2 separate regions of the Mus musculus genome follow, and region 2 is linked to region 1. The links are chromatin loops, found by intact Hi-C in ENCODE. Cell type or tissue: heart. All regions are shown on one strand.

Region 1 (8,000 bases):
AGCATCTAAAATAATCCTAATATCTTAAATCTGGTATAGCTAATCCTCACACTTGTATTTATGAAGCCAAAAGTTCATCTATCTAAAGAAAAAAAAAGTTCAAATCCATTCCACAGAGGATGTCTTAGCATGTAACAGTGGTGTAATTATAACTGATGGGAGAGCTAAATGCTTTGATGACCTCAGGCATCTTTGTGTAAAATACACTCACTTCAATTGCAGTTTAGAGATCCAGCTGCTCCAATCACCAATTCCTGCCCATCGTTATTAAGTTATAATTAACGCATTAGCATTGTGGATTGGAGTATATGCCAGTATTAGAATGCTTGCCTAACATGAAGACTTCGATCACTTACATCTCCAGTACCATTGTTGTGTGTGTTATGTAAAACTTAACATATTAAAATATGAATACATTATAAAATAGTCACCACAGTAAAGTCAATTAAAATAACAATTACTGAATATGCCTAACATCCTCTCTTCTTTCTTCTTTCCTTAGAGGGGTGTGTGTGTGTGTGTGTGTGTGTGTGTGTGTGTGTGTGTGTGTGAAGGAGCTTATGATCTGTCCTCTTAACACATTTCAAGTATAGATATTAACTATATTTACTTAGTAGCATCACACAGGATTCAGAATGTTTTTATCTCGTGTAATAAACACTTCATATTTTATCTCCCCTCCCTTCAGGTATAGCTAACTATATTCCCTCCCTGCTTCTGTGGGCTTGATTATTGTAGATTCTATCTATAAGTGAGATTCTGCAGCACTTGTCTGTTGGTATCTGGGTTATTTCATGCATCCCAAGTCCTGAGCTCTTTCCCTTTCATATGTGTGGTCATGCTGGAAGATTTCCATCTTTGAATAATATGCACCCCTCAGTGCAGGGGGGAAAGAGAGAGGGAGGGTGACTTTGGTTGTTCATATATCTTGGATACAGGGAATACTATCCCAATACATATGGAAGTGCAGAGATCTCTTTGATATTCTGATTTCATTTCTGTAGCACACGGTCTCCGAGGTGGGACACTGGGCCATGTGGAGGCCCTATTTTAACACTTTGGAAAATTTCCACGCTGTCTCCCAGTGTCTCTACAGGATCCACGATCTTACATATGAAATTAGATGAGCATTCTGATTAGTTATCTATTAATTTAATAGAAAGACATCTATCACTACTTGTTTTTAGAAATACTGTTACCTTCACAGAACATCTTGGTGTCTGTTTAACTGTTTAAAAAAAAAAACAAATTCTATGAAGATTAATTACTGTTTGCAAAGGAGTAAAATCTTGGAGTTTTAACTCTTACCCTTTTCAATGTTAACAGTTCCCAGAATAAAGAAAGAGGATATGGTCCTTCTCTGCAGCAGGAAGGTAGCCACAAGATGAAGGGATCTTAAGTAGAACAAGCAGCTGTTCACTTTGGGGGTTAGTTGAGAGTCACCTCAGAGAGTTCCCACAGACTCTTCAGTTTCTATGTGGAGATACACTTTCTGTACATTTTTCTTACAATCATTTATTCTTGAAAAGAAAGATGATTTTGTAATCATTTGTCACTGGTCTAGTCACCTCTAAATCATGAATTGTATCTGAAGACTTTAGAAGACAAGGTAGAAAATAGGACATATATTGGGGCAAGAGATTTAGGAAAGACAGGAGGGAGATTCATTTATAGACCCAGACCTTATGCCAGGAGTGAATACAGAGTAGATAGGATGGACACTATAAAGCTATTCCAAGGAAAAGGAAATTACAGGTGAGGTAGGATACACAAGAACAACTCCAGCTACCCTCAACTGCCAAGCACCTGATGAAAGGTATAAACTTTTAAAGGTCACATAATCTATATATTTAGAGACATGAGCCAAAATCTAGGTCTTCACTTTTGCTTCTCAATGCTAATTTGCTAAGCATATTAATTCTGCTAAAGTGATCTTTTCTTTTAGAACTGTAAAATTCTGGAATCATGAAAACTGGAATTTTACTCATCTCATTTTCTTAGATAACATTATGCATGCATGAGTTGTTAAGAGATGTTTGAGATGCCAAGTTTATTTTTCTTAGTTGTGAACTTCCTTTCCATGTTCATATAGCTCTTTAAAGCCTGCCTTGCCAACGATTGCATAATGCATATTTAAATGGATAGGTAGATACATGTATAGAACACACACACACACACACACACACACACACACGTTCCTTCTCATGGGTTCTGGAAGAAAGGTCTAGGCCTTGATTCTTATTACAGAAAGGCCCAAGCCAGTGTTTGTTACATTGGTTTGTCTTCGTGATTGCCAGTGTGGTTGCTACCACATTAAAAGAGCAGAAATTCCACTAGTGGGCCCCACATACTTATGCTCAGACACTGAGAAATGTTCAAATGGGGTGGCTGCTGGGTACTTCTGCAGAGATTCAAGGACTGAGATGGGTTTCAGAAATTAAGATACCGAGTCCCCAGTTTATTTCAACATATAGCAAGAATTGAGAAATACAGGTAAAGAACTGAATATACGTCCACAGAGAAGATTCTACGTCAAAGTAATAAAATCAGAATCTCTTGGGCAGGGATCGTCAGTAGACTTTCCTTCATGTTTGTTTTTAGATTGTATCTGGTCTCTATTCATTGTGCAAAGCACTGGGGTTGGTAAGGACATTTTTATATAAATACATAAAGTACTTTGAGTATGAATATACTCAGAAATCTTAATTTATATCCTTCTCACCTCTCAGCATCCCAGTTAGTTCCCTGCTCTTCCCTAGACGTTTTGCCTGCAGTTTCATGCAATGTATACACACGTTATTCCACGTAACGGCATAAAATATTAGGTCTAGAAAGTATGAACATTGAGAAACAGCCTTCCACAGATGGTTTCCTGCAAATAGGTTCATGTGCTTTTAGGGGGTGCCTTGTGCCCCTGCCTGGGAATAACCGCCTTGCCTAAAATGGAGCAACATTTACATGGTAGATCTTTAAGAGTATGTTCTGAACTAATGAATTCCCTGGTGATGTGAACCTCTGGCCTCAGGGGTGTTTATTTGAACAACACAAGTCTTTTTAGAAGTTGTGAGAAAGTTTATGGATAATAACCAGGCTAGGCTGACAATTCCCAGGGCTGAGGCATCTATCTCATCCCACTCCTGCTGCTAATGGCAACAGGAGAGAATGTTGCCTGCCCCACTCTCTCCAGTAAATATCAGTCGCTCATTTTACACGTGGAAGAGATAAAACATGAGGCCTGCAGTGTAGTCTACGACGGGAGTACGTTTTTGATTTGAAATACCAAAACCTGACCCCAAGTTGAAAAATGAGAACCAGAACTTGCCATAGGGGTTTCTGAGCCACATTTTTAGGTGTTCAGGGTACACACCTTCTTCTGGATAATAAGGCATCCTATTGGAAGAAGTTATATACTTCTTAATCAAGGCCTATGTGTTTGAAGCCCCACAACTCTGCTTCCTAAGTTGACTCATTGGCCAAAATAATACTAGGAACTTCTGGTAAATGAGCTAGCTACTGGCAACATTAAGGCTACAGGCATGAAGAAATGAGGTGAGTACCACAGACCACATCAAACAATGGAAGCAAATTTAAAACAAAATGTGGAGGGCAGCAAGAATCCCTGTTGCAGCACTGCATGCATGTGAGTGGTCTGCTGAGTGGACAATGCTCTGCAGACTTTGGCATTCACCAGGGTCTCCTGGTAGCCCCTCAGGATGAGAGCTCTTGTCAAAGCCAGAACCTTCCACACTTGAAACTAGCCTTTCTAGCCAGCCCAGAGAAGATCAAGGCAGCATCGCCAAGCCCAGTGCTGTTCAACTCCCAGTGATTTGGAAGGAAACAGAACCAAGGGCTGATTTGCAGTTGATTTAAGGACCGCTGAGCTAGCACTGTAATTCCTTCCACTTAGATGTGTGCACCTTTCGCCTGTCAGAGAAGCCTGTTCCTGAACAAGAGCGCCATCTATGGGATAAATCGATTATATAGTTTTCTACCCTCGTGTCTGTAATGAACACTACACCTTGAGTTCTCAATGAAGGGAAGACTCAATCCACCAGGGAATTGTTGGCAACGTCTGGAGAAACCGTAACTAGAGCTGAAGTGTGCTGGTTTCCATTGGTACAGGGTACTGATGCAGCCTAACACCTACATCACACACGACAGTGCCTCCAACAGTTCTCCATGCAGATGATAACTGCTTGGAAACAAAAAGTGGTAAAATGTATGCTTAATGACAGGCTGTGATGAGAAAAGATTTATTTAAAGCTTCTCATCCTTACCCACCACGTCATTCAATTTCATCTCATCCTTTAATATTTTGATATTTGAAAAATTTCACCTTCATTTGCTAATGATTATAGATATGCATTATGAGTATAGACAATATTTTTGTATTGTAGAAATTAAAATTAACAGAGACGGAGGAAATTATTACAGCAAAATAAATTTTAATGGGAGAATTTTAGTTACTGGACCCTGAGCTAGAGAACTACTTAGGGTCCATATGATTTGCTTGTCATTTTTCAATAAGCTGGACCCACTCTCATGGATGTTTATGTAGATTTTAAGATGCAGTGTTTAAGCCATTGTGATTGGCATCATAATCATGGAGATATTTATGATAAACACATGACTCGACCCTGAGAACATTTTTATCTGTCTTAGACTTCTCACACAGCACACACATTTAGCAAGCCATCACTCAGTGCAAACAGTGGTTCACTGAATAGGATTCTGCAAGAAGATAGGCCAAAGTTTTGTTCCAAAGCAGGTCCAATTTCTATCCAAAGAGAAATGCATGCTCACAGCTGGCCTTTAAATTTTGTTGTTTATTTGTTTGTTTGCTTTTAGACTAGGCCTCTCTGTGCAGTTCTGACTGTCCTGGAACTTGCTATGTAGATCAGCATGGCCTCAAACTCACAGAAATCCTCCTGAATACTTGGCTTAAAGATGTGCATCACCATACATGGCAAAACTTTGAAGTCTAAGATAGTCAACTTCTGTTGACCAAATTGTGCTCTTTGGAAAAAGAATCAGTGTTCTAGTCACAGAGCCTGTTAGACCCCACTACAGGGAACTCCACTCCAAAGATGTCACCTACAAGAAAGCAAAGGATCTGCCCATTGGCCTGTCAGAATATCTATCTCTTTACAGTTACATAGTGCACCTCTCCTCTAATAAATAAGTAAGCATTGATCTTTCTCATCAAACTATAGCTTGTTGCAGGCTCACGTTTCTGTAATGTGAGCTATGGGAGTGCAGAGATGAATCAAGGAGTTCTACTCAATGAGATTTCCAATGAGGCTTTCTTAGCTGTCTTCTCTAAGTGCAGAGAATTTTTTTCCTTCATGTCATGACATCAAACCCCACGAGTGTGCAGTTAAGGGAAATAGGAATTCCTGAAAGCTATCTACCCATCTATTTTAATATTTTAATATAGCAATTTTGTTAATGAACAATAGCAATTACACCTTGAAAGTCAATGACATCCAACCTAGCTCTTCCGTACAATATCTAAATTTCTATACTATGACCAGAGTAGACAAGTATGTAGAAAGATGTAATTGAGCATCCTAACGTTCATATTAAATGAGTGATGATTTAATAACTTTCTTCTTGAAGTGCCATCAGCAAGAAACCATACGGTTTTATGGAACACTTGATTTATTGGTACTGAAGATTGCCTCAGTGCAGCCAGTTTGCCTCATAATTTGTGGGAAAGAAATAAGATTTAAAATAAATTAGAAAGGAAAAAAATGAGCTGAGGAAAAACTGGCAACCAGCCTTGCAAGAGGGAGAGTCATCACTGAACCCAAAGTACTTTTATGTACTGTGGAGCTGATATATCTGTTTTGAAAAACCTAGCAGATATGTGATTTAATACAGTCCAAGATGTATAAGCACAATAATCTGGGGAAATATTGCGTTGTTCTTTTCCCAAGTAGGACTTGGTAAGATGGCTATAGGAGAATAAGATGAAGGAAAAATACACATAGCAATAGGATAGGATGGGATGGGATAGGATAGAATAGAATATACATAGCAATAGGATAGAATGGGATGGGATAGGATAGGATGGGATGGGATGGGATGGGATGGGATGGGATGGGATGGGATGGGATGGGATGGGATGGGATGGGACTGGATGGGATGGGATGGCATGGGATGGCATAGGATTAGATAGAATAGAATAGAATAGAATAGAATAGAATAGAATAGAATAGAATAGAATAGAATAGAATAGAATAAGCACTATATTCATTCCAAGGTCAGACTTTCCAGCATGTTCAAACACTCATTCTATTCCTGAAGCACAGTGAACACACCTGTGAACCAAGACAACTGGCCAGGTTTGCATCAATTCCTAGATCAGTGCACAACAATTCAATCAAAAATTGAGGAGTTTGATAAAGATTCAAAGACTGAGTTATACACACAAAGTCTTATAAGAATACTATTTGTTAATCAAAATGATGCAGGATTTTGATTTGTTAGAAAAATAGCTCACTTATTCCTGGAAAATGTTTTAATAAATATTAATACTGTGTCTAGATAGTGGTTATAATGCCATGAATATGTAATTGCTTTTGTTACCAATAAATCAAGGTTAGCAGCTAAGCAGTTTGGGCCAATTGCTCAGATTTTTCATGTTCCTTTTGAAAGAGTTGTGTTTATTAAATCATAAGCCATTTGTTAGGAGTTTATAAAGCACCACTGTTTCAGTGGAAAAAGCCCATGCACTTCAAACAGAAAGGCTAGAATATCTGCTCAGCACTTTTCCTTTTCCAGAAAGGAACAGATGACTGAAGTTCTAGAAAATAACAGGTTTTGTAATTCTGTTTTCCAGTAGAATTTTGGAGTCAGAAAAGCTGAAGGGGATTACATGAGGCCATCCAGGTTAAAGCAGCTATGACTAGAACCTTCCAGGGAGTGACATGTCCTGCTGTACACATCCCTGGAATGGATTTAACTATTGAAAACAATGTGGTCTATAGTTAGTATAGAATTTCTAGCACTTGAAATTGTCTACCTTGGCCATAGACTATTGCAAAGCCAGCTCAGATTGTGTGTGTGTGCTCATGTGTGCATATGTGTGTGTGTATGTGTACACACACATGCACATGAATGTGTATGTATGCACATGCACACATTAGTTTATATATATGTGTGTGTGTGTGTCCTCACAGGCACATGCACACACAAGTAGGTTAGTTTATATGTGATTGTGTGTTCACATGTGTATGTCAATTTGCTCATCCTCAGGGAGAATACATAAGATATCATAAGGAGCCATGCTGGTTGTCATCATAAAATGTCTTTTTTTCCATCTTAATACTTTTCTCAATAGGTCTTTAAATAAATATATTTATTAATTTAACTTAAATGTAAATAGCTTTTAATGGATTGGTTCATCTCTTCTCAGCACACGTTTATCTATGGGCAGTGAAAGTCTGACCTTCCAAAGGACATTAGTATCTGAGTGGTCTCATCATATTGTAAGAGGAAACAATGTTTCCTCTTTCATTCATATAAAATTTACTTAAGCAACTGCTTTGTGTTTATATAAAAATGAGCTATTTGAATTTATCTTTATCTCATTCAAGTGTTCGATATTCAACAAATATCACAGAGTTCTTGTGGATACATATATATGTTTTGAGCCTATATGGTAATCCTCAAATAAGACTATGTTCCCTGGGAGGTGTGTGTGGCCTAATGAAATCCCAGCTTCTGACTTTAAGTTAAAATCAACGTGCAGGCAAGTAAGGCTGGAGAACATGTGGTACCTCAAATCATCCATTTAAGTCTTTGCAGGAATTGTGCCCAAGACAGGAGCTAATCATGCTAGCTGCTGGTTGTTAAAATCCACCTTATCAGTCTTGTTGAAAATTGTATTACCATTCGCCCTCCTTAAGCTTGTGGCATTCACTCACTCCATCATTGATCGACTCCATTTTTCTTTTCAAACCTTTAGAGCACACTGCACTTCGGAGTAAATTAGA
Region 2 (8,000 bases), 770 kb before region 1:
TCAGGTCACTCTGTGCACTGAGAACAGCCATCCCTTGGGCAGGGATTTGGACATCCCCCGGGGTTATAATCTGTGGGTCTCAGTTTGCCGTATGAGTTAGTTTCTATCCCACCAGAGGTGTGTGGGAAAATGTTTTCTAACATTTTTTGTTTTGTGACTTGTGATGTACAAGCTCTGCCTGTGGCACGCTATCTCTATTATTATAAGTGAAAATGTGGCATATTTAAAATAAATATCCAATTTTAACTATTTGGTTCCGTTGCCACTGATATAAACATGCTTTGCTTGTTTCAACTCCATGGCTTCTTCTCCAGGGACATCTGGAAGCTGTCATACACTCCTGACATCTCTACTCACTTTGGTAAAAAAGAAAAGCCAGCACCATCTGCCTCTCCTCCTCCTCCTTTACGTTGACTATCCTCCAATGCTGGCTATTCCTGAATAGGATGGAAAGCACGCAAGGAAGGATTCCCTCTTCTTATTACGTCTATCAAGGAAATAAACCATGAGAAATTCTGAATAGTTCATAATTTAGATGTATTTAAAGCCAAGGAGTGAAAGGGGCATTCGTGTAAAGAAGATGAAGATAACAAGAGCTGTTGTTCAAAATAAAAACGACGGTGGTCAGCAGTGGAATTTTCATATTAAAATACCACCATGGAATGATGTGGAAATCATTGTAAACTGAACACATAAGGCCATTGAAGTGAATTCTGTACCCGTGAACACAGTCTTAGGTGGTATGTGCACAAGGAGTGGGTGCATCTTCAAGACGTTTCTCAGTGTCTGACATGTAGTAGGTTTATATATATGTGAGCTCTGCTTCAATGACTTCTTCATTTTCCTCACTTTTGAAAAGAATGTAATTGAGATGACACCAACACTAAGATCAATTTATATTGATACAAAACCCAAAATCACACTACTAAATCGAGAGCAAATAATTGCAATAACTGTACCCCAAGAAGCAGGCTAACCTGAAAGCAGAGATGTGAATTTAACTTGGGTTCCACCCCCACCACATGATAGTGAGGACTTGCACTGACAGGCTGAGGGGGTACAGTGAACTTGGGGAAGGCGAATGCTGGCTGAGGTGATTTTTGCAAGGTTTGCAGGGGCTATAAAACCCCTACCCAGCACTAGCCTTTCCTCAATAGTGTGGAGTCCATGTACCTAGTCTGGATAATTAGGGCAAATTCACTTCTGTAAGAATTAGGTTGGAAGTGGGAGAGAGAAGAAAAGAGGAGAAGTGAGGGATGGAGGAAGTGACAGAGGAAGAGGAAGAGATAAAGGGAAGACAAGAGGAGAGAGGAAAGAAAGAGAGGACACATATAAATACATTCATACACAAATGCATGCATGCATGCATACATACATGCATACATACATGCATTCATGCATACAAACATGCATGCATATTACACACACACACACACACACACACACACACACACACACACACACACACACACACACACACACACCGGGTGGGAGTGCCATTCAGCCAAACCATAGACTACTGTGCTTTTATCAACTGAGGCCAAATGTTTAGCAAAATACAGTCAGGAAACTGTGCAGCTGCTGTCCAATGAGCCCCTTATCCTGTGAGCTGGAGCCTGTTTGCTAAAATCTCCCTTTCCTTGGCAAAGGCCCCACTAATGCTCATGGATAAATGTTTCTGCAAGCCTTTTGCTATGAGCCTCCATGTTTTATCAAGAAGCCACTTTTTTTTTAAATCATCTATGAAGAATTTCTTCTCCCCTAGCTTTAGATTCTTAAAGGGCCAAGTCTAATTCAGTTGTTCCTCTAACAGTATCTTACTAGCCAATACAATATGCAGTTATATGATTTATCTTTTAAATGAATGATAGGCATTGAAATCAGCACACACACACAAACATATGTGCATGTATAATTCTCTATATAATTAAATTTAATAAACATTCTGTAAGATACATATTATTATTATTATTATTCATAGATGGGAAAAAGACATAAACAAGAAATAGACTTTCTAAGCATTACCTACTTAGAAAATGGGAACTTCAATACACTGAACGCTAGAATCAGAACTCATCCCCTTTTATTTACTTTTTAACTAGTCCATCTGTACTCTACTTGGTGTAGGAAGAGTTTAATGCCACTATGAAACTGAGCCCCATAGAAAAGAAGAAATCAGCAATGGGCAGGCTAGAGCAATCTACTAGCCAAAGATCACAAAGGAACTGGCTTAGTTCTAAAGCTTAAAGTGACTAACTCTTGGCCTGGATTGCAGTGCTGGACAAGTAGGTACCATTTCCTCTGGCCAATCAGGGTGATCTTAGGTAAGCACAACCCTTCTCCCATTCTTCAGAACCATGTTTTGTTCATACTGAAAGGAAGTCTGGGAAAATAGGCTGTCAGGCATGGAATAACATTTGAGCCCCGACATTATGCATCGCTAGGTTCCAGATTGTGTTCACAAATAACTGAGGTAGTTTAGCAGGCTCCTGCTTTACTTGAAGTACATGTACATGTAAGAAAGTTCATACATGCTGACGTCAGGAGACAATGTCACCTGCTTTGGAAAGGACAGAAAAGATCTCAGGCCAGATGGATCATTATCATTAATTTGAATTGATATCTTGACTTAATTTTAATGATAATGGAGAATACCAGAATGATTTGAAGTAAAACCCATTTCCTGTCACTTCCAAATGACCATGGCTGAGAAGGTGGGGAGGAAGGTAACACAGGGTAGGCTTTGCTGTGATTTGATGGACTTCAAAATAGTGTCATGTCCTTTAACCGTCATCTGGTTCTTTTCCTTAAAGATAAATTTAGACCACTTAGTATGATGGTTTGTATATGCGTGGCACAGACAGTGGCACTATTAAGAGGTGTAGCCTTACTCTGGGCAATGGTAGTGCATGCCTTTAATCCCAGCACTTGGGAGGCAGAGGCAGGTGGATCTCTGTGAGTTCGAGGCCAGCCTGGTCTACAGAGTGAGTTCCAGGACAGCCAGGGCTACACAGAGAAACACTGTCTCGAAAAATCAAACTAAAACAAAACAAAATACAAGAGGTGTAGCCTTGTTAGAGTAGGTGTGTCACTGTGGGTGTGGACTTTCACACCCTTGTGCTAGCTGCCTGGAAGTCAGTATTATTCTAGAAGCCTTCAGATGAAGATGTAGAATTCTCAGCTCCTCCTACACCCTGCCTACCTGGATGCTGCCATGTTTCTACCTCGATGATAATGGATTGAACCTCTGAACCTGTAAGCCAGCCCCAGTTAAATGTTGTCTTTACAAGAGTTGCCTTGGTTATGGTGGCTATGCACAACAGTAAAACCCTACCTAAGACACCCAGTATTAGAACTGAAGCAGCAGTGCTCGTGTGGATGAGGGTCAGGAGGGTGATCCATGGACCACAGCAGGCAACTCTGAGCAGAACTCTTTGTCTTTTCTACTCCTTCTCAAAGACACCAGGACCACTGTGTCTCTCCCCTAGGATTTTATAGAGGCAAGTCCTCTATTCACTGCAGGATTCCAGGGTTTGCTTAAAAATCCCACAACACAATTTCCCATCCAATGAAAAAGAGAGGCAGTATGGCAGAGACCTGAAGGCGGTGACACTGTTTCCAGTAGTAGAAATGTGTGTACAAATGCAGAATGTGGAGAACAGGTGAACACCTGCCTACGTTTTATCCCATCAGGAACGCCGTGGGTGGCTAATGTGATCATGGAGACATCTTGTCCCATGTGTGCAGCTGTTAGAGCCCGATTTTTTTTTTTTTAAAGAAAACAGCAGAAGTGTAGAGTCCATGCAGGTTGAATGGTTTTTTATTTAGAGATTCTGGACTTCTAAAAGGATTTTGAAATAACTGTGTGTAAGAAAATACCTTGGGGATAAGACTGTGGTCTAAACACAACATTCATTTATGCATCATAGTGTGCCGTATATGGAAGGCAATATCATGCAAGGAGAAAATAATGTTTTTCATGGAGTGGAGTTGCATAATGTGGAATTTTGTGTCTGTACTGTGATGTTGGGGCTTAACATATTCTGCATTTTCAGATGATGGATATTCATCTCCTTACTGAATAATGGCATCGACTTTATGCTGTCCTCATCAGTGGGACTGATGTTGTGGTTATGGGGAAGAACATCTATATTCATGGGAAATAAACATTAAGATATTCCACAGAGAGGTCTCACAGGCACAACTTGCCGTCAGATTGTTCAGAGGAAAAATAGCTCGGGGTAGATAAAGACGCACAGCAAAATATTACATTGGTGAAATCTAAGCAGAAAGGATGCAGGCATGCCATGCTACTACTATTAGTTCAGTTTTATTAAAGGTTTGGAAATTTTCCAAATAGAAATATGAGGAAACATGCTCTCAAAGATTGTACCTCTTTAGTTTCCCTCTTTCTCTCCCTCTCCCCCACCCACCACTCCCTCCCCCATCCCTCTCTTTGTGTGTGTGTGTGCACACACGCGAGCACATGTGCTCATGGGTGTACAAGCATATGTGCGTGTACTAGCAGCTCTGTTTATGTGTGGGTGAATGTGTATGGAGTCTCGAGGTTGATGCTAGGTAGCTTCCTTGGCTTATTTCCTCCTTAGTTTTTGAGATATAGTTTCTTACTTCAGCCAGAGCCAGTGAGCTGCCAGGCTCCACTGTTGGTTCCGCCTCAGTGCTGGGACTACAGACATGCGCCATGCTCCCTGGCTTTTATGTGGTGGCTGTCTGAACTCAGGGAAGGCAAGCCATTTACTGACTCAGTCTCTACTCTTCTTTGTGAAACTCCAAATCCAAAACTCCTCTAGCAGACCAGCAGTCTGCATTTGTGTTCCAGGATAGATATCTAATCGTGACATGTCTTATCTATTCTTTAGTTGTATTTTGTCTTTTTGAGAGTCCTGGTTAGCTTGCATATACTTGCTATACTGATGCTGTTAAGAAATGAGTTTGATTTTAAATGAATTATCACCTCCATACATACTATTTTAAGTGACGTACACTTGGACAAGTTATCCTTTAGCAGGCACACACCTAGTGTCTTGGACGTTCCGAAAGCTTGCATTTCCAAATTTCCTCCAATAGATGGTGGTGTTTAGATGCTGGGTCAGCATGATTTACCCGGAAACAGCCACAAGATGGCAGTGCTTCTGAGCAATTCTCTGCTGGGAAGGAAGCTCAACCCCTGACCAAGAAGGCAGAGGGGTTAGTTGATTTGATACTGTCTGTACTTATTAATCAAAAGGTTTGGAATGAAAACTTGGAAGGCAGACTGAAGAAACAGTGATGTGAGTTGTCCTTGCTATAATCCCTCATCTAAGAACAACCAGTTTATCAAACTAACTGTCCCTTGGAACTCATGAGTGTCTTTCTGTCTGTCTAGCAATAAGGTCGCTGTTCTCCTGTGGCTGTCATGCATTAGTGCAACAACTTCCCCTGACATTTATGTCTGCTTTCTATAGGCCATTAAATTGATTATTTATCAAATTGAAAGTATCCTCTATTATTTCATTATGGTCTAAATTGTAAACACATGGTAATGAGAAATCTTCCTTTTTAAAATGCATCTACAGAGTTACAGATTTGTGGGCATTTCTGTTACGCTTTGATTAACTCTCAAAAAATCAAGGAAAATATTCGTTGTTTATAATAATCGAATATGTAATATTGGGCATTCACAATCTAAAAGTAAAGTGTATGATTCCAGGGTGTCTGTGACAAAGCAAACCAGAGGCATTTCAGTCCAGAGCCCACTAGAGATAGTGAGTTCCAGGGGAATCTAATAGAAATAAGACTCCGTGACTCTGTAGCTATCTTTGGATAAACTTCAAAGTGAGGCTATAGATCATCATAAATGTCTGAGTGTTCAGTGCTGGTGAAGCCAACTCAGTTCTCAATAAGCAGTTAGCAGGCAGTAAAGGGGCTGTCCCCCGAGTGTGGTCTCTAGTCCATCAATCTGCCTGTAGCCTTGCATCTGGTGTGGGCTGCCAGCCCTTTCCAGGTCTGCATTGCAAGCTTGGTGTTGGGAGAAGCATGGTTTGGGCTATCTTCCCTGGAGCACTTCCTGGTAATTCTTTCCCAAACGATCAGATACTTGGGTAAGTATATTTGAAGGATTATCTTTTTAGAATAGTATGACCTTTGCATTATCCAAGGCTCGGTGAATTACCTTCCACTTGGTGCAACCACAGATTGAATTAACTTCATTTATCAGGTGACCCACGAGGATAGCTTCTCACTGTGCAAAAATGCAGCGGTGTGCACGGGAAACCCTGTGCTTGGTCTGTTACCTATAAGCTCAACTGGTCACGATAGCGGTAGAGGTTAGCTTGTGTCCTGTCCCTTCAAAATCATAAATTGCTGTTTTGTTTCTGGTTTCTTAACAATCCAGGGCATAATTATAGACTGTGGATGGTTGGTGTGGACCTTGTTGCTTTGCTTATAAACATCAAAGTCTGTATTTTAGGACTTCAAAACAACGATACACTAGTGTTTCCAAGACCTGATTATTAAGATTTACATTGATTACAGATTGCATATTTCCTCCATTTTGGAACCTATCATATCACCAAGGAAAATAATGACAAGAATTAAAGTTTTTTTTTGTTTAAAATGACAGATTCATTAAGTCATTTCCGTTAAAAATTATAATCAGGGAAGAACTGAAGCTAGTTAGAAATAAGTTAAGAAAGTTTAACTCCTGTCAATTGCAGGATGCTATTAATGCTCCTGACATTGCTTTGCTTGGTTGTTAGAAAACTGTGAAATCAAGTGGACAGGACATCCCATGTTGCCTTTCAAGTGGTTTCAGTGTAGCAATAGCTGCTGCTTACTTTGCATTCAGAAGGAGGTAATTTTTTTTTTAAAGACAATAGGTTAAGAGGACATAGTGTTTTTAACACCGGAGAGAATGAAATAAGGATAGTGTAAATACAGTTGCTTTCGTTTCAGTGGGAACTTCATGCTAAACCTGTGGGCTGAGGTGAGTTCTGTATCGGAAACCAGAGAGATTGCAAACTGCCTGTAACTCTGCTTCACTGTGTGAGTCATGGGTCCCCAGGGCTGGCTGTCGCTTCCCCTTCTTAACACGTTTACTGTTCTGTGCTAGTGCATGCTGGGACTTCATGCACCATCTTATGTTTCCTTCTTTCAGTCTTGATGTCTTAGAGGCAAATTGTTGGCACATTTCCAGTAAGAACAAGCATCACAGAGTGAAACTGTTTGGGTGGTTTTGGGTGACTTGTGTCTGTATATATATTTTGCCTGACTCATGGCTCTGAGGATGCAAGAGCGAACGTAACTGATGCCGCGGCACATGATTTGTATCACAGAGGCCATGCTGGGTTTTAAAAGGTGTTTTTGGATGGTCAGAATTTAGTCAGAAGTAGGTGTATGAGCAGAAAAAAAAGGGGGGAGGAGATGGTGTATGGGAAGTTTTGATTGCCAGATATCACCATGGACACAGCTGATGGGGTACCTGGGCTGGAGCACAGAGAATGAAGAAAAAACCATAGAGAATTATTTGGGGGCTCATGTTAAGATGGTCAGGTAAGCTGTGCTGAGGCTCTGATCCTCTGTCTGTAAGCATCTGTCATCTGAGAAGAGTGTGACTCAGACTCGCTTGATTAGCTAGCAGTTGTGGGACACTCACGGTGTTGTACACTGTGTGCTACGTGCTTATGCGTTAGCCATTTCCTTTCCCAGCCCGTGGAATAAATAAGATCGACGGTCTCTTTTAGGTAGGTACATGGGGGATCTGAGCAATTTACTGAAGTCCTCTCATAGGGACAATTGGAAGCATGACAGAGCCCAAGCTTACACTCAGGAGACTAGGCTGCCAAAGGCAGGCTCAAACCCAGCACACTAGCCAGGGCCAATACTGGAGCAGATCGCTCCCAAGGGAGAAGACTGGCACTCTCTGAGTACACAAGTGGCAGGAAGGACTCAAGATAGTCAGGGAAGTACAAGGGACAGATGCAGAAGATGACCTGTGGTGG

The links. A loop is a pair of places that touch in the nucleus more often than their neighbours do. Peaks named below come from ENCODE experiments on the same cell type or tissue, not always from the same donor. Only the 100,000 strongest peaks of a DNase experiment are listed, where the experiment ranks them.
Region 2: it touches region 1 in a loop (8-fold over the local background); 12 of 42 quality-filtered maps call a loop at or near these places.

The regions. Positions count from the first base shown.
Region 1 is chr15:26,466,027-26,474,026 of GRCm38, reverse strand. No RefSeq gene overlaps it. Among named protein-coding and RNA genes, the nearest start is that of Gm36790, 24 kb to the right of the region's middle. In heart, a CTCF peak has its summit at 3,960; no DNase peak of the experiment used is centred here.
Region 2 is chr15:27,232,089-27,240,088 of GRCm38, reverse strand. No RefSeq gene overlaps it. Among named protein-coding and RNA genes, the nearest start is that of Gm23903, 170 kb to the right of the region's middle. In heart, a CTCF peak has its summit at 5,128 (motif pointing right); no DNase peak of the experiment used is centred here.